Linked DNA regions of Homo sapiens: region 2 is linked to region 1. Evidence: chromatin loops called from intact Hi-C (ENCODE). Cell type or tissue: gastrocnemius medialis. All regions are shown on one strand. Links, peaks and the distances in the headings refer to the core of each region. The heading gives the core; the rest is flanking DNA.

Evidence for each region. A loop is a pair of places that touch in the nucleus more often than their neighbours do. Peaks named below come from ENCODE experiments on the same cell type or tissue, not always from the same donor. Only the 100,000 strongest peaks of a DNase experiment are listed, where the experiment ranks them.
Region 2: it touches region 1 in a loop (25-fold over the local background); 7 of 110 quality-filtered maps call a loop at or near these places.

Annotation. Positions count from the first base shown.
Region 1 is chr12:133,075,024-133,084,522 of GRCh38, reverse strand. ZNF140 (zinc finger protein 140) reads right to left here and starts at 3,600. Exons shown (of 5, transcript NM_003440.4): 1 at 3,451-3,600; 2 at 3,194-3,250; 3 at 1,294-1,420; 4 at 962-1,057. The coding sequence starts at 3,202. RefSeq lists enhancers at 3,612-3,811, 3,882-4,571. In gastrocnemius medialis, for the core only: CTCF peaks have their summits at 3,415 and 3,619; DNase peaks (open chromatin) are centred at 3,792 and 4,252; H3K4me3 peaks cover 3,912 bases; H3K27ac peaks cover 2,142 bases.
Region 2 is chr12:132,759,867-132,769,365 of GRCh38, reverse strand. GOLGA3 (golgin A3) reads left to right here. Exons shown (of 24, transcript NM_001389683.1): 24 at 1-452. It overlaps ANKLE2 (ankyrin repeat and LEM domain containing 2), which reads left to right and starts at 7,534. Exons shown (of 13, transcript NM_015114.3): 1 at 7,534-7,748. The coding sequence starts at 7,568. RefSeq lists enhancers at 1,294-1,343, 1,454-1,503, 6,866-6,965, 7,320-8,188 and silencers at 7,116-7,405, 7,496-8,085. In gastrocnemius medialis, for the core only: a CTCF peak has its summit at 800 (motif pointing left); DNase peaks (open chromatin) are centred at 785, 2,075 and 2,465; H3K27ac peaks cover 3,271 bases.

The DNA.
Region 1 (9,499 bases), core at 1,828-5,827:
TTTTTCACTGCTGTACTGCTAATTTGAGGATATCTAATGCAAGCTATTTAGACACATCACTAGGCCATGAATTCCTTGATAGTTATTACACTTTTGCACACTCTCTAGTCTCTGTAGCACTTAATAGAAAGTCTTGAGAAAGATTTGACAAGATTAAAATTTCTGTAAATATTAAGAGTGTATGTGAAGGAATAAATAAATATCAATTAATCAAAGAGTAATGAATTAATCTTTTCAAGGTGATTAAATAGAACAGCAAAATATGTACTTTTAATTTTTTTTTTCTTTCTCAGGTTGAATTCAGGCAATAGAAATGTATGTCCATTTGAAGAAAGAAAGGAAAGAAAAAACAAAAAGAAATGAAATTCAGAGACCAGACAGAACTAACAATGGGAACAAAAAAGACACCTGTGAGAAAGAAAAGAAAGTATAAGGTGAGAACTGGTCGACTATGTCAGCTGTTAGGTAATATAGAAAAAACAGAATTGGGTATGAAGTAGTGTTTTATGGAGTTGTAAGTGAAACTTCAGTCTTTATACCTCTGGTATCTTTTTTTTTTTTTTGAGATGGAGTCTTGCTCTGTCTCCCAGGCTGCAGTGCAGTGGCGCAATCTCGACTCACTGCAAGCTCTGCCTCCCGGGTTCACGCCATGCTCCTGCCTCAGCCTCCCAAGTAGCTGGGACTACAGGCACCCGCCACCAAGCCCGGCAAATTTTTTTGTATTTTTAGCAGAGATGGGGTGTCACCGTGTTAGCCAGGATGGTCTCGATCTCCTGACGTCGTGATCCACCCACCTCGGCCTCCCAAAGTGCTGGGATTACCGGCATGAGCCACCGTGCCTAGCGTATCTCTAGTATCTTTAAGGGAAAATTTTCCAATCAACATATTAAAAAGTATTCCTTTTTCATTGACTAATTGAGTGGTTTTAAAAAATTTCCCCATCAGCTTCCAACTCACTCACCTGAAAACAGATCTCTTTTCACTTCCCTTTTCCCCAGCCAGGGTTCTTTCCCTTGCTCCAATAAGGAAACCACATCTGGCTTAGAAATGGAAAGACCTGCTTGCAGAAAATGAAATAAATTCAAGATCAGTCATTGAATCCTAAGAGGGGCCACAAAGGAAATGTCAGATGTAAGTTTTTAAAATGTCTAAAAATAAGGTGCAGTTACGTCCCCATCTTAAAACTAATTTTAAGAAACCCCATACCTCTCTTGGGAATATTCAGCCAGATAATTATAACAGCCACCCTAACGGTCAAATTTTGCCTTGAGGGAGATGAAGAAGAATACTTACCCAGTGAGACCAGATGGCCATAGTTCTCCAACATTACACATCTGTACAAATCTCTTTGAGCAGGCTGAAGCCATTTCCACTCCTCCTGGGAGAAGTCTATGGCCACATCTCTGAATGTCACTGACCCCTGAAATGACGGACAGATATTTGCATGACCAGCACGCATGCCCCCAAACTCCCTCATCAAGGAATAAAATGAGTCTCACTGTGGAGGTTAGGCAATGTGTCTAAGTAGTAACAGTGAGAGTTTTCAGAATTCTGAGTAATTATATAATGAAGAGCCTAGCTCTTGTGTTTTGTTGTATAACTGGAGAAAAGGAGAAAAACATAAATTATCTGTCCTGAGATAATTTACAATTTTATTCAAAATAAAGGATTATACACATGAACAATATGGATTTTTGGCATTGGTTGTAAAAATTCTTAAGATTTTACAGTATTCCTTTATGTTAATAAACAATGTATATTTTCCTTAATACCAGCCTATTTTAATATAATTCAGCCAGAATTTCTTCAGGGTAATAATTCGCTACAGCAGATAACAGCACCACCCTTCAAATGGGGCATACAGTCTCAAGTTTGTCACAGTTATCCCTAATCCTAAAGAAATACCTGTGAAACTTAGTGGTAATTTTAGCAATGTCACAGAACAAGGAGGATAAGCAATAAAGAATCTTGATTCCGCAAGAAGAGAATGTAATACCTCCCAGGACAGAACCTAAAGCACTTTCCCTCAGAGTTAGGGGGAATAATATATAAGCCCTTGCTTTGCAGCCTGGTTTTGCACCACTTGAGTGATCCACATTGATCTATAAGGCATGAATGGGAATTTAAAATGTCTCAAACTAGTAGCAGTCCCAGATGGATGGCAGTTATAATTTACAGTTTTGAAGTTTAATAAAAAAGTGATTAAAGACTGTTGACTAATAAAGCAGCTGTTTCCTACACAGCAAGATCTGCAGCAGAGGTGGAAATTGGATTCCCCAGCAAAACTCAGAGAACCTCTGAATTTGGAGAGAAGTATGACAAAAAGTAGGATAAAGAAGTGGAACTGAAATGAGGGACTCATTTTGAATAGTTGACCCTGTTATCCCCACTGCTGTGAAGCACAATTACCAGCCAAGCCCTTAGGCCAAATCAAAATAAAAATGTGTTCCTTATGTCATGTCTGAAAAATGAGCTCTGAGGATTCGGAGATTTTGTTTTGGTCACTTCTGCATCCTCAAGACTTAGAATGAGTTGCACATTAGAATCACTTGGAAGGACTGTTAGACTGCTGGGCCAAATTCTCAGTTTCTGATTCAGAAGGTCTGGGGTAGGACTCAAGAATATTCATTTCTAATACGTTCTCAGATGATGCTGATACTGCTGGTCCAAGGATCACACTGTGGGAACCACTGAAAGTAGAGGTTCAGTAAAAACATATTGAATAAATGAATAAAGGGGCGCTGGAGTAACGTAAAGCACTCCTCATTCTAACACTGTGGGAAAGAGGAGGCGATGTAACAGCTGGCACCCTACCCTCTCACCCTAAAACATGCCAGCCAGGTCAGAAACCCCGCCCACATCTGGATAGCTTCCTGTCACTCTCTTCATGTATACTTAAGTATAAGCACCTGAAAAGGAGGAACAAGGGACAGGGTCCTGGGGTTCTGCCAGGCAGGTGGTTGTAGGAGAAAGAAAGCCACGTCCCAAGTCCTGAAAAACACGGCTGCACTTCACAAAGAAAAGCGGAAACAGGCCAAGTGGGTTGGCTCACTTGAGGCCAAGAGTTTGAGGTTACAGGATGCTATGATCGCTCCACTGCCTGGGCGACAGGAGGAGACCCTGTCTCTCTCTTAAAAAAAAAATAAAAATTTATATATATATATATATATATATTTATCAATCATTAGCTTACCTGAGACATAGCTCACAGAAGGGAAGGAGGAGATCAGAAAAGTGTAAAATGGCAGACCTGGCAGAGAGAGAAAGGAGCCCTGAGCGAACAGGCCAGCTAGGCCGCGCCCAAGTCACTAGATTCCCGCACTGGGGATTCCCGTGGCCCCCGCTCCGCGCCTCCCACGTAGAGAGCAGGGCGCCCTGAGAGATCGCGCTTGGACCACTGGCGCCGGCTTTCTCTTCCTGCCACGGCGCGCCTCCCCAGAACCCCCTCACCTAACAGTGGCCACAGAAGGATGCGTTTCCGTGGTGCTTTCCGCCAGGTGGGCGTAGCGTTCCAGGGCTCCGGACCGAGTCACCGCCCGGGGCCATCCGGCGCAGACCGGGAGGGCTCCTTTCGTTGCCTACAGCCAACACAGGCCAGACGCTCGGCGCCGCCCCCCAGGGCCCCTCCGCGGGCGTCGCAGGAATTGCGTCTTCAGAAGCCTCGCCGACGTCACCCCAACCAGGCCGCCGGCCTCAAGAAACTACAATTCCCAGAAACCAATGCGGCCCTGCGCGCAAGGGCTTTTCGTTCCTACTGGAACTCCCAGAGCGCCTCGCTGCCGTGCCCAGAACGCCAGGAGACAAAGAACGAGGGCCTGCGACAACTACAATTCCCAGAGCCATCGCGGCCCGGTGCGCCAGAGCATAGGGGCTATCCTCCCACGCCCAGAGCCGAGAAACAAAGAACCCGGGTCCTAGGCAACTACATTTCCCAGAAATAACCGCGGCCCCCCGCGGAAGAGTACACAGACCTTTGTGTTCCTATAACTGCCAGAGTGTCTCGCGGCCAAGCGCACAACTAGCGGAGAAACGAAGAACGTGGAACTCAGGCCACCACACTTCCCAGAAACAACCGCGACCCCGCGCGAGAGAGCATATGGCTTTCCCCGCCCCACTGCAACTCCCAGGGTGCTTTGAGGCCAAGCGCACATCATCGAAAGACAAAGAACACGAGCTTCAGGCAACTACACTTCCCAGAACCTCTAGCGACCGTGCGCAAAAGAGCGGAGGACGTTCTTCCCCTACTACGACTCCCAGAGTGCATCGTGGCCACGCCCAAAGCCGGAAGACAACGCAGAGCTCTGGCGACTACATTCCCCCAAACTCCTGCGCCGCACGCCAGAGGGTATAGGGTTTTCCTCCCCTACTACGACTCCCACAGTGCTTCGCTGGCGTGCACACACGGCCCAGAGACAAGGAACTGGAGACTCAGGTGACTACACTTCCCAGAACACACCGCGGCCCAGCAAGAGCCCAAGACCGCCTCTATTAAACAACTAGGATTCTTAACAACGACTGTGGAGTCAGTACTTCAGTCTAAGACCTTTTGCTACTGGAAAGGGGTCCGGATCTCAGACTCTAAGAGAGGGTTCTTGGATCTTGCACAAGAAAGAATTTGAGGCGAATCCATAAGGTGAAAGCAAGTTTATTAGGAAAGTAAAGGAATAAAGAATGGCTAATCCATAGGCAGGGCAGCCCCGAGGGCTGCTGGTTGCGCATTTTTGTGGTTATTTCTTGATGATATGCTAAACAAGGGGTGGATTATTCATGCATCCTCTTTTTAGACCATATAGGGTAACTTCCTGACGTTGCCATAGCCACTGGTGGGCAGTGAGGACAATCAGGTCGTTCTCATCGCTATCTCGGTTTTAGTCGGCTTCTTTACTGCAACCTGTTTTATCAGCAAGGTCTTTATGACCTGTATCTTGTGCCAGCCTCATGTCTCATCCTGTGACTACGAATGCCTTAACCTCCAGGGAATGCTGCCCAGCAGGTCTCAGCCTTATTTTAACCAGCCCCTACTCAAGATAGAGTTGCCCTGGTTCAACCGCCTCTGACAGTGGAAGACGTAGCAATGAGGACAGCCAGAAGTCACTCTCATTGCCATCTTGGTTTTGGTGGGTTTTAGCCGGCTTCTTTACTGTAAACTTTTATCAGCAAGGTCTTTATGACCTGTGTCTCATGCTGACCTGCTGTCTCATACTGTGAGTTAGAATGCCTAACGGTCTTGGAACGCAGCCCAGTATGCCTCAGCCTTATTTTACCCAGTTCTTATTTAAGATGGAGTTGCCGGGTGCTGTGGCTCATGCCTGTAATCCCAGCACTTTGGGAGGCTAAGGCGGGCAGATCACCTGAGGTCAGGAGTTTGCAATCAGCCTGGCCAACAGGCCAGAGTGTAACCTCGTCTCTACTAAAAATACAAAAATTACCTGGGCATGGTGGTGGGTGCCTGTATTCCCAGCTACTTGGGAAGCTGAGGCAGGAGAATCACTTGAACCTGGGAGGTGGAGCTTGCAGTGAGCCAAGTTGGCGCTACTGCACTCCAGCCTGGGCGACAGAGTGAGGCTCCATCTCAAAAAATAAAAATAAAAAAAAAATACAGGCCGGGCGTGGTGGCTCACGCATGTAATCCCAGCACTTTGGGAGACTGTGGCCAGCGAATCACAAGGTCAGAAGTTTGAGACCAGCCTGACAAACATGGTGAAACCCCATCTCTACTAAAAATACAAAAACTAGCTGGGCGTGGTGGTGCACGCCTATAATCCCAGCTACTCCGGAGGCTGAGACAGGAGAATTGCTTGAACCTGGGAGGCGAAGGTTGTAGTGAGCTGAGATCGCGCTATTGCACTCCAGCCTGGGCGAAAGAGCGAGACTGTGTCAAAAAAAAAAAAAGAGCAAAACAACAACAACAAATAAAATAAAAAACAAGATGGAGTTGCTCTGATTCAAGCACCCCTGATGCTTTGGCTTCGTATAACTGTAATAACCAGAATCCTTGCAACGCTCCCAGGTCACCTTGAAACAGTGGTCTCAGAGGATGTGACTCCGAGTCCCTCGTGGCCTTATGGAGCGGCCCAGTCTCTACTTGGTACCGGCACAGCCATGGCTTCTCCCTCTGGGATTCCCCCAGCCTCGAGCAGTCTCTGAGCAGTCTCATGTTACCTGAGAAGGAACGCTGGAGCGGCCCTGGTTTTTCATGTGCTCCAGCTCGAGCCCTCCCCCAGAAGCCTTCTGGAAAGAGGCGCTGGATTGCACCTACAGGGGCTGGACGCCCAGTGACCTGGGGGCGCCTCTACTCCCAGCATTGTGTGGGGCACTGTCCTGGGCACGTAGGAGAGGTTTTGGGGAAGCAAGCCAGTCACATCCCTGTGCTTGAAGAGCACCAACTGTATGCTGAAATACGAGGTTAGGGAAGAGTCAACCCACTGAATCAAAGGAGTATTGTTCCAGATCGAGAGAACAGTTTATGAAAAAGAGAGACAAAAAAGAAAAAGCCCATTATACAAAATGGAAGAGGGCAAAAAAAGAGGAAATTCACTGGCCTGGTGAAAAGACATGAGACTGAAAAAAAAGTCCTTGTGAAGGAGCTTGGATGTCGCTCAGTAAGCTAGGAAGACACATTAAAATTCGAAGGAGGATGTGCGTAATCATATTTGCATTCCACAGCCTGTGTTCATGGTGAACTGAAGGGAAGAAGGCCACTAGGGGCAATAGTTAAATGTTCTGGAAACTAATCTGAACTGTTGCAGAGAATGGATTGAGGGGAATGAGTTAAGAAACAATTTAAGGCCAGGCGTGGTGGCTCACGCTTGTAATCCCAGCACTTTGGGAGGCTGAGGTGGGCGGATCACGAGGTCAGGAGTTCGAGACCAGCTTGGCCAACACAGTGAAACCCAATCTCTACTAAAAATACAAAAATCAGCTGGGCGTGGTGGCGCGCGCCTGTAATCCCAGCTACTCAGGAGGCTGAGGCAGGAGAATCGCTTGAACTCAGGAGGCGGAGGTTGCAGTGAGCCGAGATCATACCATTGCACTCCAGCCTGGGTGACAGAGCTAGACTCTGTCTCAAAAAAAAAAAAAACCATTTAAAGGGAGAATCTAAAGGACTGGGTGATGAATTGGATATCATCCAATTAGATGGAAGGGAAGGAAGAGCTAAGTTTCTTGTTTGGGTGATATGTTCACAGAATTTCCTTCTTTAAAGACTCTTATACCACAGCCTGTCCACTCTTCCGGTTTCAGCTTCCAGTTAGGCTACAGATGACTCACCCAGATCTCATAGCTATTTTGTTTCACTGAGATGATGAACCCAGGAAAAGAAACAAGTTCGGAAGAGAAGAAAATTAATTGGGGGACATGTAGAGAATGATGTGTGTGTGTTTAACTTTATTAATATTGTCCAAATTATCCTTTCTAACCTGGAATCTTGCCAAAGATTTCACTTCATTTCCCCACATCTTTTCTTCACACCGAAGTCAGCCTGATTTTTATAAAGCAATTCTGCTCATATTCTTCTGCTTAACATAACTTGATGACTTTTAATTGTTCTTAAGTAAAGGCAAAAGTCCTTACCATGGTCCACTGGCTGCAGGATCTTACTCCCATCTTTTCAAGCTTTTCTTACATGACTTTCCTCCTCTCTAACTGCACTTTGTTTCCTCAAATGTCACGTGTCTAAGGATCTTTGAGCACGTTAATTCCGTCTGAAAAAAAGGTGACTATCCCTTCACACCATAACCTCATTAGTTCATTTCAGGTCATCCTTTAGATTTCAGCCCAAGCAAGTCTTGCTCAAAGAAATGTTCTTTGATCCCATTATAATCAGTAAGGTCCCAGTGATTACACCCTAGACTTACTCTCTTTAGCATTTACTTAATTTGCAATTATGTTTGTAATTATGTACTTACATTCGTGTGATTATTATGTTAGTGATTACATCACTAGACTGTAAGCACTATGAGTCTAGACACCATTTTGTTCATCACTGTACCCATAATGACTACTATGCTACTTGGTGCTCAGTGAATATTTATTGACTGAAGGAATGACACATATTATCAAATTTTAACTTTATCATATTGTAAGGTAAAGTGATATCGTGTTTTAATTTACTTTTTATGATAATATGAAACTGATCATTGACTAGTGTCTATCTTCTTTCATAGCAAAGGCTATGAAACATTATTTTGCTATGAATCACTTTTCTATTAGGAGTCCTATGTTTTTATTATTAATTTGTAGAAGCTCTTTGCATAGTGGGATTTTATGCCTTTTGTATATATGTTGCAAGTACAGTATATTCTCACAAGTCATTACTTATATTTTCCCTTGTATATAGTGAGGCTGTGTGCTATAAGCTTTTTTAAAAAATTTTGTTTCTCTAGACAGAGTCTCATTCCATCACTCAGGCTGGAGTGCAGTGGTGCGATCTCAGTTCACTGCACCTTCCACCTTCCTAGGTCCAAGTGATTTGCATGCCTCCGATTCCCAAGTAGCTGAGACTACCGGCACACGCCACCACACCTGACTAATTTTTTTTCTTTTTTTAAGTGGAGTTTCACTCTTGTTGCCCAGGCTGGAGTGCAATGGTGCGATCTCAGCTCACTGCAACCTCCTCCTCCTGGGTTTCAGCGATTCTCCTGCCTCAGCCTCCCAAGTAGCTAAAATTACAGGCACCTGCCACCAGGCCCAGCTAATTTTTTGTATTTACAGTAGAGAAGGGGTTTCACCATGTTGGCCAGGCTGGTCTTGAACTCCTGACCTAAGCTGATCTGCCCACCTTGACCTCCCAATGTGCTGGGATTACAGGTGTGAGCCACTGCGCCCAGCCTGTGCTATAAGTTTTTACGTAGTCAAATCTAAAAGTCTTTTCCTTTCTGGCTTTTGAATTTCTCTTGTTTAAAAAGGGTATTCATATACCAATTTTTAAAATATTTCCTACACTCTTAATTTTCCTTGTATTTGGGTCTCTTTCTGGATCTTCTATTTTGTTACATGGATCTTGTTGCCTATTTCTGTGCCAATATTATATGGTCTTAATTACTGTAGCTTTCTGGTAAGGCACATCCTCTCTTACTCTTTCTTTTCTAATTTTCTAGACTATCTATCTTATGTGTTTTCCCCTGTAGATAAATTTTATTTTTTATTATTTATTTACTGAGACGGAGTCTCACTCTGTCACCAGGCTGGAGTGCAGTGGCGCGATCTTGGCTCACTGCAATCTCTGCCTCCTGGGTTCAAGCGATTCTCCTGCCTCAGCCTCCTGAGTAGCTGGGACTACAAGCGCCCACCACCACACCCAGCTAATGTTTGTATTTTTAGTAGAGACAGGGTTTCACCATGTTGGCCAGGATGGTCTCAAACTCCTGAAATTTTATTTATTTATTTATTTATTTCGAGACCAGGCCTCACTCCATCACCTAGGCTGGAGTACAGTGGTGCAATCATGGCTCACTGCAAACTCTACCTCCTGGGCTCAAGCAATCCTCCAGCCTCGGCT
Region 2 (9,499 bases), core at 1-4,000, 310 kb after region 1:
TTCCCTGAGGTCTTTAAAAACAAAAACAGAATGTTGTACGTGAAGATTCTAGGAGGGGAGGGACCAGCAAATCTGAGAGAACCGTCCTGGGGCCTCCCTTCGAGGAGCCCTCTGATGTGAGGAGGGACTTGAGTTGAGTGACGCTGTGGTGTGAGGTGTTCTGAGCTCACTGACCGGAAGGTCCAGGTGAATCTCGTCATAAGTGATCTCAGGCTCTCACAGGATCCGGAGGGAAATGTGTTAGAGGGTCTGGAAAATTCAGTGCTTTTGAGTTACTTGTTTTTATTAAAAATTTCCTCACAAAAGAGAGTCCTCAAGTTGTGGCTGTTCTTGGGAAAGGGGTCACCGTGTCTGACAAAGTGTAACTTTAAAAAGCACGTTGATTTTTTACAAATGTAAGTGTGCTTGGGAATTCCTTAAATTTTGTGCAATAAACTATTTTTTGGTAAAGATTTTCATATTCATTGGAAGCTTCATTTTAATAGTTATATTTTGTCGTTTGGCAGTAACTTTTTAATCTCATGTTATTACACACTCTGTTCAACACGTGCTTTAAAAGAGAATTCTACTGTCCTGCCGGTTTCTGGCAGGAGTGAAGCAAACTTCTGTGGCTTGTGACCACGGCAGACGCGCGGCACCGCCTCCTCCGTCCTTGGCCCACGCTTCGCTTTGCCCGTTGTCATTTGCCAGGAATACAGAAGGAGGGGGAGCAAGCTTCCCGGTGAACCGGGGAAGGATGGTGACCGCTCTGTGCTGCGCCTCCTGAACTGGGTCTCATCATCCAGGTGCTGCCCTCTGCTGGGCCTCCCCGGTGACAGTGGAGTCATGACTCTCAGACCTCAGCAATGTGACTTCCCAGATTCTCGTCTTTTTCATCCATACTTTGATTTTGGTCATTAAGAGTTAACCAGGCGTAAGCTGGGTGTGGTGGCTCACGCCTGTAATCCCAGCACTTTGGGAGGCTGGGAGGGGGTGGTCACCTGAGGTCAGGGGTTCAAGACCAGCCCGGCCAACATGGTGAAACTCCACCTCTACTAAACAAAAAATTAGCCAGGGCGTGGTGGCGGGCGCCTGTAATCCCCACTTGTCAGGAGGCTGAGGCAGAAGAATCGCTTGATCGGGCAGAGGTTGCAGTGAGCCGAGATCACACCACTGCACTCCAGCCTGGGTGACAGAGCATGACTCCGTCTAAAAAAAAAAAGAGTTAACCAGGTACAGAGTTTTCAGTTAGACGTTATTAGAGGCCACCATGGTTTAAAAAGTACAGAAAAGGGGCAGGAAGTGGTGGTCGCTGGGCTTGGCCCTGTGGGATTAATGCACTTCTTCCTGTGAGCGTTACCAGCTTCTGTACCCAGAGAATTGCTACACAGAGTAAAAATTCCCTGACCACCTTCTGTGGCCTTAACTTTCTGAAATATTAAGGATATAATTTTTTTTGGTCTATAGAACCCTTAAGGGGACATGTATGTATCTGAACTTTTTCCTTTTCTCCATGGAGTTGCTACGTGTTTGCAGGCACTGCACTGACAGGTATATTTTAAGCTGTGTCTGTCTCAGCAGCTCGAAGCTCCACGCTGCGTCCTGCTACAGAGCTCAGCAGTGGGTGTCAGGAGTGGTTTTGGCAGAGATGAATGGGTCACTTCTTCCTGGCTTAGAGTGGCGGCAGGTACTGTCAGGAATTTGGGTTGAGTGTAGGACAGAGGACGTATCGCTGATGGGAGGCTCAGGATTTTTTTTTTTTTTTTTTTTTGGAGACGGAGTCTCACTCTGTGGCCCAGGCTGGTGTGCGGCGGCGCGATCTCGGCTCACTGCAAGCTACGCCTCCCAGGTTCACGCCATTCTCCTGCCTCAGCCTCCTGAGTAGCTGGGACTACAGGCTCCCGCCACCACGCCCGGCTAATTTCTTTTTGTATTTTAGTAGAGACGGGGTTTCACCGTGTCGGCCCGGATGGTCTCGATCTCCTGACCTCATGATCCGCCCGCCTCGGCCTCCCAAAGTGCTGGGATTACAGGCATGAAGGAGACTCAGGATTTAAAAATTACCAGGTCACTCAGAAATCTGAGACCTCGGGTAGTATTAGGAAGCAGGCCAGGCACAGTGGCTCATGCCTGTAATCCCAGCGCTTTGGGAGGCTGAGGCGGGTGAATCACTCAAGATCAGGAATTTGAAACCCGCCTGGCTAACATGGTGAAACCCCATCTCTACTAAAAATACAAAAATTAGCCGGGCGTGGTGATGGGCGCCTGTAATCCCAGCTACTCAGGAAGCTGAGGCAGGAGAATTGTTGAAGCCGGGAGGTGGAGGCTGCAGTGAGTGGAGTTCGTGCCGTTGCACTCCAGCCTGGGCAACAAAGTTGAGACTCGAGATAAAAAAAAAAAGCAGGAAGCAGATAATGGGGGAAACTAAGACGACTGCACTTCCGCCGTCTAGCTTGATGGATAAACATGACAGTTGCTGGCAGCGTCCCCAAGCCTTTCCCAGATGACGAGAGCAAGTCCCAGCACTTGGTGGCGTCTACAGTCGGGAGCATTTGTTGGAACTTGGCGGCCTCTACACAAGCTTCCGTCTGAGGGGGAATGTTGCAGGTTGCGATAAAGAGCATACTTGGGCAGTGGCCTTTCTCCTGGACACAGGGCAATGTTAAACTGCTGCTGGGCCGCCTCTGCCCATGTTTGCAACGCCCTCTGCTCGCCTGTGTGTGGGGGCGTCCTACAGCCCTCCTCCTGGCAGTGCCCTCTTCACCTCTGTGTGGGGGTGTCCTACAGCCCTCCCCCTGGCAGTGCCCTCTTCACCTGTGTGTGGGGGCGTCCTACACCCTTCCCCCGGCTCCACCACTGGCTGCCGGTGACCTTCACAGTGTCCACATCTCTAAGTTCTGACTCCATCTGAAGTGAGGGCTGAAGGTGGCGGAACCTCTGGGAGGCGTGAAAGCCGACTGTGGGCGCCCAAGGCAGCTGAGGGCTGGCGATGCCCTCGTTACTGATGAGGTGGGAACCTCTAGCCCCAAAGGCAGCATGTCCTGGTGGCACCTGGGGAGGCAGCTCTGGGAGCACCACCAGGACACCCATCTCCGCGGCCATCGGCTCAGGGATTTGCGGGAGATTGCTGGGCTTTTCTACACATCGTCGGGGTTGGATTTCACCTTCACATGAAATAGATATATTTTGAGACGGAGTTTCACTCTTGTTGCCCAGGCTGGAGTGCAGTGTCTCGATCTCAGCTCACTGCAACCTCTGCCTGCCAGGTTCAAGTGACTCTCCTGCCTCAGCCTCCAGAGTAGCTGGGCTTACAGGCTCCCGCCACCACGCCCGGCTAATTTTTGTATTTTCAGTAGAGATGGGGTTTCACCATTTTGTTCAGGCTGGTCTTGAACCCCTGACCTCAGGTGATTCACCTGCCTCTGCCTCCCAAAGTGCTAGGATTACAGGCATGAGCCACCGCGCCCGGCCCACAGTGAAATATTTTTGAGTGTCATGTCTAAATGCCCTGAAACCCAGAGAAGGACAATCTTGTCTCTGCTCGCGGAGCCTCCCACAGCACTTCAATTGTTGCAAGATTTCCTTCTGAGCGTTAAACGTGCATTTCTGGAGACTGGATAGATACGTCAAGTGTATCTTCCCAATGCTTTCAAAAATGCCCCCATCTTCACCCAGAAAACAGACCCCCCCCCCCCGCCACCTGCCTGTCCCTGCAGCTGGGCGTCTGATGGTCACGGCCGTAGCTCCCCTGAAACCCCTCATTCCCCTGCATCAGCCCAGGTCCCACCAGGTTCTGGAGCCTGTACGTTTCCACTCAGGGCCGTTATCTCCACCTGAGGGCCTCTGGCGTCCTGCGGTTGCCGTCCCTGCCCCTGCATTTCCTCTGCTGAACCACTTGGCCTGGGCTGTTTTCCTGACTAGACCCTACTGTATGTAACATACGGCTGGGTTTCTACAAGTGCTAAATAGCCATTGATAACAAACTTAATAGACACACGGCCTTTAAGGAAATCCAATTAATATTGAAAAAGAAGGGGAAGAAAAGAAATTAGCTACTCCCTGCTCATCTAGGGCTTTTCCCAGCACGTTGGGAGTAAATCCTCGAGCTGTGAGACTTCAGCTTCCGCTCAGTCCCTGGGGCTCACATGGCCCCTTTGTGATCTCGGATCAGAAATGAAGTAGAAGTTAAATTACAACTAGGAATAAAATCAGGGCTGGGCGCAGTGGCTCACGACTGTAATCCCAGCACTTTGGGAGGCCGAGGTGGGCGGATCATGAGGTCAGGAGATCAAGACCATCCTGGCTAACGCGGTGAAACCCCGTCTCTACTAAAAATACAAAAAATTAGCCGGGCGTGGTGGCGGGCGCCTGTAGTCCCAGCTACTGGGGAGGCTGAGGCAGGAGAATGGCGTGAACCCGGAAGGCGGAGCTTGCAGTGAGCCGAGATCGCGCCACTGCACTCCAGCCTGGGCGACATAGCAAGACTCCGTCTCAAAAAAAAAAAAATTCAGAACGGCTCTCAGAAGAGGCCATTGATTCTAATAAGCTTCATTTTGTTCATTCACCGGAAATCTACTTCTACCTGCAGGAGTTTACGTCTCAAAGTTTTTCATTTCTACCTAAACAGTAGCTAATATAGGGTTGGCTTCTGAACAGTGGAGTTGTTCTCCATGTTTTCCTGTGATTGTTCCTTTCTCATTTAACTGGGAGTGGATGCATTACATGGGGGTGAGGGCATGGCCCTATCAGGACCCTGGCTGCTTACCTGGATTCCACAGAAGTCCTGGTGTCAAGGCTGGTGGAGCTGCTGCACCAGAGACCCTCAAGCATGAAAACAGGATTGACCAGGACAGCCTCACGGTGCCGAGAACGAAAGTGCCTTCCCTCTCCGCTAATCCACAGCGTCCACCTGCCCGAGAACAGCTCTCCCAGTCCCACCTTCCGTCCCGCTCTGAGGTGAGCGGGGAGAGAAAAGACAGGAATGCGCATTGTGGGCGCTTGGGCTCCGTGGCCGCGTCCATCACCGTCCGTCCACTCTCCGCTGCCTTTGCTTAGTCATGTGGTCGCTGGATGTGTTCAGGAGACGGCAGCGTCTCCACAGCCCACTGAGAGCTTCTGTAACTAAGAAAAAGCTCTTAATAACTTAATGGAGAGTGGACGCTGGGTGTCAACAGCTGACTACAGCTGACCATTTAACAAATCGGCTCTAAAGCCCTTCATGTATGGAGGCTCCGTAACGAGGACTTACATAATTACCTTTTTATGTATGTATGTACGTACTTGTTTATTTATTTATTTTTGAGACAGGGTCTCTCTCTCCCAGGCTGGAGGGCAATGGCGCAATCTTCGCTCACTGCAGCCTTGACCTCCCAGGCTCAAGTAATCCTCCCTCCTCAAGGCGTGTGCCACCACGTTCAGCTAATTTTTTAAATTTTTAGCACAGACAGCGTCTCGCCATATTGCTCAGGCTGGTCTCCACCTCCTGGGCTCAAGCGATCCTCCTGTCTCGACCTCCCAAAGTGCTGGGATTACAGGTGTGAGCCACCGTGCCCAGCCTTCTTGGGCCTCTTCTAAGGGAAGTATATAAGGCTCTGTCCCATGACCTATCACCTCCCACAAGCCCCACATCCTAATACCATCACCTTGGGGGTTAGGGTTTCTTTTTTTTTTTGAGACAGAGTCTCGCTCTGTCACCCAGGCTGGAGTGCAGTGGCGCGATCTTGGCTCACTGCAAGCTCCGCCTCCCGGGTTCACACCATTCTCTTGCCTCAGCCTCCCGAGTAGCTGGGACTACAGGTGCCTTCCAGCATGCCCGGCTAATTTTTTGTATTTTTTAGTAGAGACTGGGTTTCACCGTGTTAGCCAGGATGGTCTCGATCTCCTGACCTCGTGATCTGCCCGCCTCGGCCTCCCAAAGTGCTGGGATTACAGGCGTGAGCCACCACGCCCGGCCAAGGGGGGTTAGGGTTTCAACATACGAACGCTGGGGACAGACACTCAGAATACAGCAGAGGTGTACGTTTAACTTTGAAAGAAACTGCCTCACTATTTTCCAAGGTGGTTAACTCAGTGTTTGCTCTTGCCAGCAAAATTTGATATTGCCAATTTTTAAATTTTAGCCATTCTGGTGGATTTCAAGCAGCATCTCATCGTGGTTTGAATTTCCATTTCATCCATCTTCAAAATTACTGACCCTTTCTTCTGTAGTGCCCAACCAACCATTAGTACCATCCAATGATATTTTTTAAGAGATGGGGTCTTGCTATGTTGGTCAGGCTGGCGTGCAGTGGCTATTCACAGGCGAGATCACGCTCATGGCAGCCTCGAACTCCCGGACTGAAACTACCATCACCCCTCACGCTCCAGAGTTGCTGAGACTACAGACCTGAGCCACCTCGCTCAGATCAATTATGTTTTTAACCAAGGATATCAATTATATTTTTCAGGTCTTTCATTTTCATTTAATAATATCTAAATTAGGCGGGGCGCGGTGGCTCACGCCTGTAATCCCAGCACTTTGGGAGGCCGAGGCTGGTGGATCACTTGACATCAAGAATTCGAGACCAGTCTGGCCAACATGAGGAAACCCCGTCTCTACTAAACATGCAAAAATTAGCCAGGCGTGGTGGTGGGCACCTGTAATCCCAGCTACTTGGGAGGCTGAGGCAGGAGAATCGCTTGAGCCCAGGAGGCGGAGGCTGCAGTGAGCCGAGATCGCGCCACTGCACTTCAGCCTGGGCGACAGAGCAAGACACCGCATCAAAAAATAAATAAAACATCTAAATTACATACAGTAAAATCCTCCTTCCCTTTTTCGAGACAGGGTCTCACTATTAGGTTGGTGCAAAAGTAATTGCGGCTTTTACCATGACTTTCAAAATATTTGCCCGGGCTGGTCTCGAGCTCCCGGGCCGTGGGGATCCTCCCGCCTCGCCTCCCAAGGCGCTGGGACTCCGGACGCAGCCGCCGCGCCCGGCAAAATCCGCGCTTTCAACTGCGCGTCAGGGCCCCTTGGTGAAGGAGCGGGAAGCTCCGCCGGTCTCCATAGCGCCGGCGGCCTGTTCTGCGGGTTCGCGGGGGAGTGAGAGGCGCTTCCTCACTCCTGCTCCAGGACGGGACGACGGCCGCAAACAGTACTCGGGCTCGGAGCACACGAACCCGGAGGCCGCTTCGTTCTCGGAGACGCACAGCGCCCCACGGACGCCAGGCCGGGGCCGGGAGGCGCGAAGAAGCGCCGCCCCGCGCCCGGCCCCGCCCTGGTGGCCTCCCCGGGCCCCAGCCCCGGCCCCCGCCAGCACATTGCGCTCCCCGCGCCTCGCCGGTCCCAGGACCCCGCGTCGGGCTGCCCGCGCCCCGCCTGCCGCGCCCGCCCGTCCGCTCGCCCGTTCCCGCCCGCTTGGGTCCCAGGGCCGGGGCCGCGCCCTCGCCGGGCCTCCGCGAGCGGGGCCGCCGTCCGTGTCCCCCGCGCCGCCCCGGCCGCCTCGAGCGCGGCGCCGTCAGGCAGGGCGCGGGCAGCCCGGCGCGGGGTCCTGGGACGGGCGCGGCGCGGGGCGCGGGCTTCTCGGCGGCTGCGGCCCGGGCGGCGGCGATGCTGTGGCCGCGGCTGGCGGCGGCCGAGTGGGCGGCGCTGGCCTGGGAGCTGCTGGGCGCCTCGGTGCTGCTGATCGCTGTGCGGTGGCTGGTGCGGCGGCTGGGCCCGCGGCCGGGAGGTCTGGGCCGCAGCGGGACCCCAGTTCCTCCGCCAAGCGCGGCCGCCGCCCCCGCCTCAGGTAAGGCCCAGGCGGTCGCTGGGTCCCCGCACCCTGGCCCCTTCCCCGCCCCGACGCCCTCCTCGGGCCTGGGGTCCCGGCCGCGCCCCTGGAGCCGGCAGCAGTTGGGCGAGGCGGCCGGGGAAACCAGGGCCGGTCGGGAAAGGCCATTCCGGCCGCGGAAAGGGCAGTTGCGGGGACTTGGCTTCCCGGGCCGGGGGCGGAGGGGCCACGCCGGGTTCGGGGGTGAGAGCTTTCCCGGGCCCTGGAGCAGCCTCCGGGGAAGGCGGCGGGGGCCCGGCGAGGCGTTAGCGGAGACTCTTGCTGCGGTCTCTCGAGACCTGGGGAGGGATGGCCCAAAGGAGGGCGGCGCGGGGAGGAAACCCCTGGGTCCCGGATGTGTTTGGAACGTGAAGCCATTGCGGTTACTGGTCATGGAACATAAGGCAGAGACGGAAAAGGCAAATGTAACTCAGGGGTTTGGGGCCAGAGGAAGAGGGAGAAGGTGGCCATTTATTGCTTTGCGGTAGACTGTCGGGTCTGGGTGATGTGGAGATCAGAGGTGGGTTTTGGTCGTTTTAAGTTTGAGGTAACTGATACAGTGAACTGTGTATTTCAGCTCCATCCCCTTTTCCTGGCATACAACTCTTGAAATCCCGGGAACCTCCAAAGTGATGTCTTTTGTAGGCTGAGTGGACTGGTGGCCGGCAGCCCCTAGGGAGCTTCTGGATGGGGCTGGTCGCAGGAAAGACCAAGGCAGGGTTAGAGGTTCTGGGGACTTTCAGCCCCACCCCCAACCTCTGGGGAGGAGAGAGGGGTGAAGGTTGCGTTGATCACCAGTGGCTGATGAATCACGCCTGTGAAATGAAGTTCCTGTAAAAACCCAAAAGGGCTGGGTTCAGGGAGCTTCCAGATAGTACGTGGGGGTTCCTGGAGGCGGTGCCCAGAGAGGCCCTGAATTTCCAAGCGCTTCCCCCCGGTTTTACGTCACGCATCTCTTCACCTGTATTCTTTGTAATCCTTTATACTCTGCTGGTAAGTGTAAGTAAAACATGTCTGTGAGTTCGGGAGCCACTCTAGCAAATTACCGCAACCTGAGGAGGTCACCGGGTTACGCCCCGTCGGTCCCAAGCGCAGGTCAAACAACCTGGGCACTGGAAGTGGGGGGCAGTCTTGCGGGGCTGAGCCGTTAACCTGTGGGGGTCTGCTGGTATCTCCAGGAAGACGCTGTCAGAATAGATGACTGAATTAGGATGACAGACGACACCCAGCCTGTGTCCACTGCAGAACTGACGACCTGCGTGATTTGTGGGGAGAAAATCCCCACATACCTGGTGTCCGAAGCATGTTGCAAGACTAGTGGGAGAAACTGAGTTTGTTTTTACTCTAAATTGTCAGACTGTTAGTCACTGCGGAGAGGTGCTTTCTGATGATTGAGTGGGGATTCCTGTCCAATTGTGTGAGTTTGTGTCTCGGCCCTACCACTTTTTTTTTTTTTTTTTTTTGAAATGTAGTCTCGCCCTGTGGCCCAGGCTGGAGTGCAGTGGCGCGATCTCGGCTCACTGCAAGCTCCGCCTCCCGGGTTCAAGCGATTCTCCTGCATCAGCCTCCCGAGTAGCTGGGATTACAGGCGCCTGCCACCACGCCCGGCTAATTTTTGTATTTTTAATAGAGACGGGGTTTCACCATGTTGGCCAGGATGGTCTCGAATTCCTGACCTCAGGTGATCCACCTGCCTCAGCTTCCCAAAATGCTGGGATTACAGGTGTGAG